Linked DNA regions of Homo sapiens: region 2 is linked to region 1. Evidence: chromatin contacts called from ENCODE Hi-C or POLR2A ChIA-PET data. All regions are on one chromosome and are shown on one strand. The core of a region is the stretch at or near the end of the contact, and the rest is flanking DNA. Distances in the headings are between cores, read along the strand shown. Region 1 has its middle 74 kb from the start of ST8SIA1. Region 2 overlaps ETNK1 (ethanolamine kinase 1).

Region 1 (2,874 bases), core at 329-2,828:
CTAATCTGAAAATCCAAAATCCAAAATGCTCTAAAATCTGAAACTTTCTGAAAACTGACATGACACCACAAGTGAAAAATTCTACACCTGACTTCATGTAATGGGTCAAAACAAAATTGTGTTTTGACCGGGCATGGTAGTTCACACCTGTAATCCCAGCACTTTGGGAGGCTGAGGTGGGTGGATTGCTCGAGCTCAGGAGCTTGAGACCAGTCTGGGCAACATGGCAAAATCCTGTCTCTACCAAAAACGCAAAAAAATCAGTGAGGCATGGTGGCGCATGCCTGTAGTCCCAAACTGAGGAGGCTAAGGTGAGAGGATCGCTGGAGCTGGGGAAGTTGAGGCTGCAGTGAGCCATGATCGCACCACTGCAACTCCAGCCTGGGTGGCAGAGTGAGACCCTGTCTCAAAAACAAAGAATAAAAATAAAAATAAAAAAATAAAACTTTGTTTTTGTGCACAAAATTATTTTTAAATATTTTATAAAATTATCTTCAGGCTGTACATATAAGGTGTATATGAAACATACATGAATTTTATGTTTAGACTTGGGTTCCATCCCCAAAATATCTCTTAATGTATATGCAAATATCTCAAAATCCAAAAATAATCCCAAATCTGAAACACATCTGGTCCCAAGCATTTCAGGTAAGGGATAGTCACCGTGTACTATAATTGTCCCGTTTTACAAATGAGGAAATTTAGTCACAGAGATACTGTGATGGGTATTTATGAGTTTTATAAGTCAACTAAGCTAGGCTATAGTACCTAGCTATTCAATCAAATGCCAGTCTAGGTGTTCCTAAGAAGGTATTTTGTAGATGTGCTTAAACATCTGTAATCAGTTGACATTAAGAAAATCATTCTCCGTAATGTGAGTGGACCTTATCCAATCAGTTGAGATTTTCCTGAGGAAGAAGACATTTTGCCTGTGGGTTGCATTACAGGCCTGCCAGGCTGTCCTACAGATTTTGGACTACACACACGTCCTACCTTTCTGTTTCTCTGCTACAACCTTGACCTCTAGAGACATTAAGTATCTTGGAAGTAGCTTGTTCCCAGGCACACTGCCAGTAAGTGGTAGAACCAGTACAAGGACCTGAGCAGGCTGGGCCTTGAACCAAAGACTTACCCCACCACCACCACACTACCCCTCCTATGAATTCCAGTCATTAGCAGTCTAATTAAAAATTCAAGACGTGGCCCTGTGGGAAAAAGCAAAGAGAAAGAAAAACAAAACACACATGAATGCAAATAAGTCCAGTATAAAAGAGTTCACTGTGTGTAGGGATATGCAGAATATGGAGAATAGCACCAGTCCTTACAGAATATATTTTTGAGTTCTGTTAAGAAGTCAAAATGAAGAATTTGTATTTGCTTGGAAGAAAAGGAAAAGAGCATCTCCAGAGGAGTGCATGACACAGGCAAAAGCCCAAAGCAAATTCTGTAGAATCTGGCTATGGCAACCCGCCAGAATGAAAGTTAATGAGCAAAAAGCATGAAATCTGTATTAGTTCCCAATAGCTGCATAGCCGACTGAGGGCTGGAATCAGCTGAAATTCACTCTCTCACGTCTGACAGCAAGGCTGCTGTGTGCTGAGACCGTCGCTGGGGCTGACAGCCGCTTTATGTGTTCTCTTCACATAAGCCAGCTTGAGCTTCTTGAAAACATGATGGATAGCTTTCCAAGGTGAGTGTGGAGAGAGAGAGAGAGAGAGAAACTGACTCTATTATCTACTAGGACCTAGCCTCAGAAGTTGTGCAACATTTCTTTCCTTTATTTTCTGTTCTATTTTCAATTTCAAGTGGAAGTGCCCTATTCCACTTCTTGGTAGGCAAAGGTGACGTTCTTGAAAACTATGTGGGGCTGAAAATATCGTGTTGTCAATTTTGGAAAAAACAGTCTGCCGCACAATAAATCATGGGAGATTAGTCTGTTGTGAGCTAGGCCAGTATCTCCTTTAAACGCTTGTTGATAGAGACTTGGTGGGGAGATGGATGTATCACCCTCCAGCTGCTCACAGTTCCGTCACACTCTGCAAACAGTGATCTGGGCTTTGAAACCAAACCGTTGCATTTCACACCTAAACCTCAGAGATATGTGAAATGAGTATAGACACTGTCTGTGTTTTGTTATATCACAAGTTGGGGAGAGAATGCTCAGAGCTGAGTGAGCGAGCTCAGCCTGGGTGGCCAATACTCCGCTTGTGGCATTTGCTGGAATTAGAGCTAGGACGAGGCAGGTAAGGTCGTTTTCATTCAACCTAGAAAATGACTTTGGTTCAAAGCAGTAGCATGAACAGAATCTGAATGCACATGTTGACTATTCTTTCTGTCGGTGGCACATTAGCCCGGAGTTTCTGCTCTCCTAAGGTGGTGCCATGATGGAAAGTGCTATCACTACCCTGGCTCAAATGAGGCTTAGAAAGACAAGAAACTGGCTGGGCGCGGTGGCTCACGCCTGTAATCACAGCACTTTGGGAGGCCGAGGCGGGCAGATCACGAGGTCAGGAGATCCGAGACCACCCTGGCTAACACGGTGAAACCCCGTCTCTACTAAAAATACAAAAAATTAGCGAGGCGTGGTGGCGGGTGCCTGTAGTCCCATCTACTCGGGAGGCTGAGGCAGGAGAATGTCGTGAATCTGGGAGGCCGAGCTTGCAGTGAGCCGAGATCGCGCCACTGCACTCCAGCCTGGGCGACAGAGCGACACTCTGGATCAAAAAAAAAAAAAAAAAAAAAAAGACAAGAAACTTTTCGGTCTAAGGACATATCATTTTGCTCTGATTTGGAGCTGTTGTCTATCATTCACAGTTTCCCCTAAATGCGGCTTCTATGCTTTAACGCTAATTGAATCTTGGCTAGCTGAGTCAT
Region 2 (3,109 bases), core at 295-2,794, 280 kb after region 1:
AGTCTGACAAGCTTTGCACTTCGGTCACATAAGTGCCCATGTACAAAGTTGGCTTACTGGATCTGCATATTCAAAATATGCAACTACAAATTTATCCTCTGAGAAATCTTCTGAGGAGTCTAATGTATTCCAAATGACTTAATATTCTCAGACAAATGCTTTAAAATACTTGGATTATCTCAAGATTTTTGAAGCTAATAAAGTAAATAGAAACACAGGCCATTTTAAATGGTAAATTCTAGTTACATAAATATAATCTTAAAGTATGTTTGTATCTGTAACAGTGTTAGACCAGATTTGGTTTCTACCTCCCCAATGTTATAAATGTTCACTTTTGTTTTTATAAACCATATTACTGTAAGATCAATAGAACTTTGCCTAGTTAAGTGAATGGAACCAATTAAACAACTAGTAGCTTTTTATAATGTTAGTGTGAACTTGAAAAATTGTTTTTGGTGGAATTTTTGTCTGTGGTTAGAACATTTTCATAAAACAGATAAAGAATGTGTAATACTCTTAATTTTTTTTTTTTTTTTTTTTTTTTTTTTGCTTTCTGCCTTCTAAAGTGCAACAGTATATATCTTGTAGAACTGTGGGAGGAGAGAAGATAATTTTTCTACCTTACTCCATATTCTTACTTCAAACTATTTTGAATAGAGGTTCACTGAGCCATTGCTGATAGACTGTGCATAGCTACTAGCTGTCACACTATTGTAGGTTTTTTGGAGAGATTCATAGGGAAGTGAATGTAACCAGGAATAAAGGCTCTCACTTTAGCTCTGGGACTATGCAGTGGATCTTGGGAACAAAATAAGATATCTAATCTATTTTCCCCATTCTGGCTAGATTTTGGTTGTTGTGATGCTCCTACTTCCTGTATAGGTTTTTGGGATCATGGTGCAGGCTAGTAATAGGATTCAGAATTGCTTCCCTTTTATATCGACCATGTAAGGGATTCTAAAGGAGGGTAAATCTCAAAGTGCTCTGAAATCATCCCTCTAAAATCTGTCCTGTGGTGTGCTAAGATGTCTGTTGCCTTTTTATGTTAAGCTAAGGAACTTGAATGCCTTACCTAATAACTCAACTAGTAGTAAGCTCATTTTGTAAATATGAAAATGGCTGTAAGAAGTGGCATTCATGTATATTCAATGTTAGTCAATAGACCATAGTGGCCTGGATGCTTTAACAAGCCAAATTCCGCAATTTTTTTTCCTTTTTTCCCCTTCATACTTGTATGATCTCACCTGACCAGTGATTTCTTTTCCTCCTAACCCCATGCTACCACCATTTTCTGGAAATCAAAGAGATGTGGTAGTAAATCATACAGTACACACGATCATCTGAGATCAATATGAGCACAAAACTCATCAAGTAGGTCTGCCTGGAATGTATATAAAAAATGTAAATAAAAATTTGTAAATTAGTGTGAACTGTATCTTGCATATGAGACTGTGTATTGTTTTGCATTCTCTTCCCTTTTGTAGAAATTTTTCTGTAAGGAAATGATTCAGCTTGTTGGTTTTAGAGTAAAAATAGCCAACAGTTGTGGCTACACAGTGAGATCACAGGAACTGGAAATAGGGTTTGTCGGCTTTGGTTAATGTCAGTACTCATTTATTTAGCCTCTCAGTGCTTAATAAGACTTTTCTTTATTTTTTAGTTAGCCGTTAGGTTTTGTGAGGTTAGATTCCTGGAAGCAGTGAATTTATACACTGTTATATTAATAGAGCTCCGTTCTTTGAGTCATGATTCCAAGCTAAAGGAAATTAAAAATGTAATTTAATAATTTCCTATTTTTAGGGTTGTTAATTTTTTTCTACAAAAAAACCTTGAAATTTTAGATATCCCAATGTGAATCTAATTTCCATATATACAGAAATTAGACAAATAATAAGTCTTTAGTTCAACTTAAGCATATCTCAAATGACTTCTCTAAATTTAAAGTTGATCATGATAGGATCATAAAAGACAGAAAAGACTTAAGTAATCTTGTAATGACAATTATTTCCATTTTTGCTGAACTAAAAATATTTAACTTCATAAATATGTTACTACAGCTTCCAGATTTAAAGAAAAAAAGTTTCCCCCACTCTCAATTAAAAGTTAGAACCCTCCACTTTTAAAATTATACAAATATTTCTTTTTTACATTACACAGAAGCCTTCTGTACCATTTTACGAATTTCTGTCTTCATAATATAAGTGAAAATACTGTCATTTCAATTTTCTGCTTTAAATTGTTTTTAATAAGCATTCCAAAGTGATACAGACTTAAGCTTTTAATCAATCAGTCATTCAGTTGATAGACAAAGTTAGCGATGCTTTATGCTAGGAAACTTGTTGACAGTAACCTGTGCGACTTTATGCAGAAGACAAATGCTAGTAATTATTATGCACAGAGGAAAAATCATTTTAAGTATGTGGTAAAGCAGCTTCATCTTTCAAAATTGATTTGCTCTGGTTTTTCTTTAGTCCATTAGATTCCAGAATGTCCTTTTACTGGGAATTTAGTTATGTATTAAGATAACCTGTTTTCAGTTCTTTTTGAAAAGAAGACATTATTTATATTGAACCACCTTATTTTAAAATTTTTAACTTTTATATACCACTTGTGTGATTCCAGTGTCATGTCTTGGGTTTGATGTCGTTGGACAGAAAAGTGTATCAATTATTTTAAATGAATTTTTCCCCATGTTTGAGGCTTAGTCTGTAAATGTGTTGCTGTAACAGAAAATACTTGGGTATGCATTACTTGAATACTTGAAAACTGAAATTAATAAGATGTATTACATAATGAATTAGATTTCTCTGAACAGTTTTTACACTGAAAATCTTCATTTCTGGATTGCAGTTTGAAATGGAATGAAGACCTGAATTATTTGGGTAGAAAAAATTATGATAGTGCTTATAAGAACTGTAAACTGTTTTAAACTATTTTGTGTTTGACGCATCAAACTTCAAGTTTTTTGTAAGTTTCTCTCCTGAAATTTTCTTTCTCTTCTATACTTTATGCACTTACTATACTACTGATGTAATAAAAGAGCAGGGTTAAAAATATTGTATCTGTATTCATTGTGAATCCTGTAGCTTTTCTAGTTAACAAAAAATCG

The links. A loop is a pair of places that touch in the nucleus more often than their neighbours do. ChIA-PET counts read pairs that join two places held with the same protein, here RNA polymerase II (POLR2A). Pooled maps may share reads with other maps.
Region 2: a loop to region 1 is called in a pooled map, with 5 times the contacts of the local background. The contact joins two enhancer-like sites. A Hi-C loop is called at or near these places in 2 of 37 single-sample maps with no recorded cell type and 3 of 50 pooled maps. POLR2A ChIA-PET finds 5 or more read pairs at or near these places in 1 of 52 experiments (B cell).

What each region holds. Positions count from the first base shown.
Region 1 is chr12:22,407,718-22,410,591 of GRCh38, forward strand. No RefSeq gene overlaps it. Among named protein-coding and RNA genes, the nearest start is that of ST8SIA1, 74 kb to the left of the region's middle. RefSeq lists a silencer at 2,092-2,171. Within about 2 kb of position 1,579, at least 5 of the 41 ENCODE cell types and tissues checked have a DNase peak (open chromatin) inside an H3K27ac peak, as active enhancers do.
Region 2 is chr12:22,686,332-22,689,440 of GRCh38, forward strand. ETNK1 (ethanolamine kinase 1) reads left to right here. Exons shown (of 8, transcript NM_018638.5): 8 at 1-3,109. Among named protein-coding and RNA genes, the nearest start is that of LINC02955, 12 kb to the right of the region's middle. Within about 2 kb of position 1,545, at least 2 of the 41 ENCODE cell types and tissues checked have a DNase peak (open chromatin) inside an H3K27ac peak, as active enhancers do.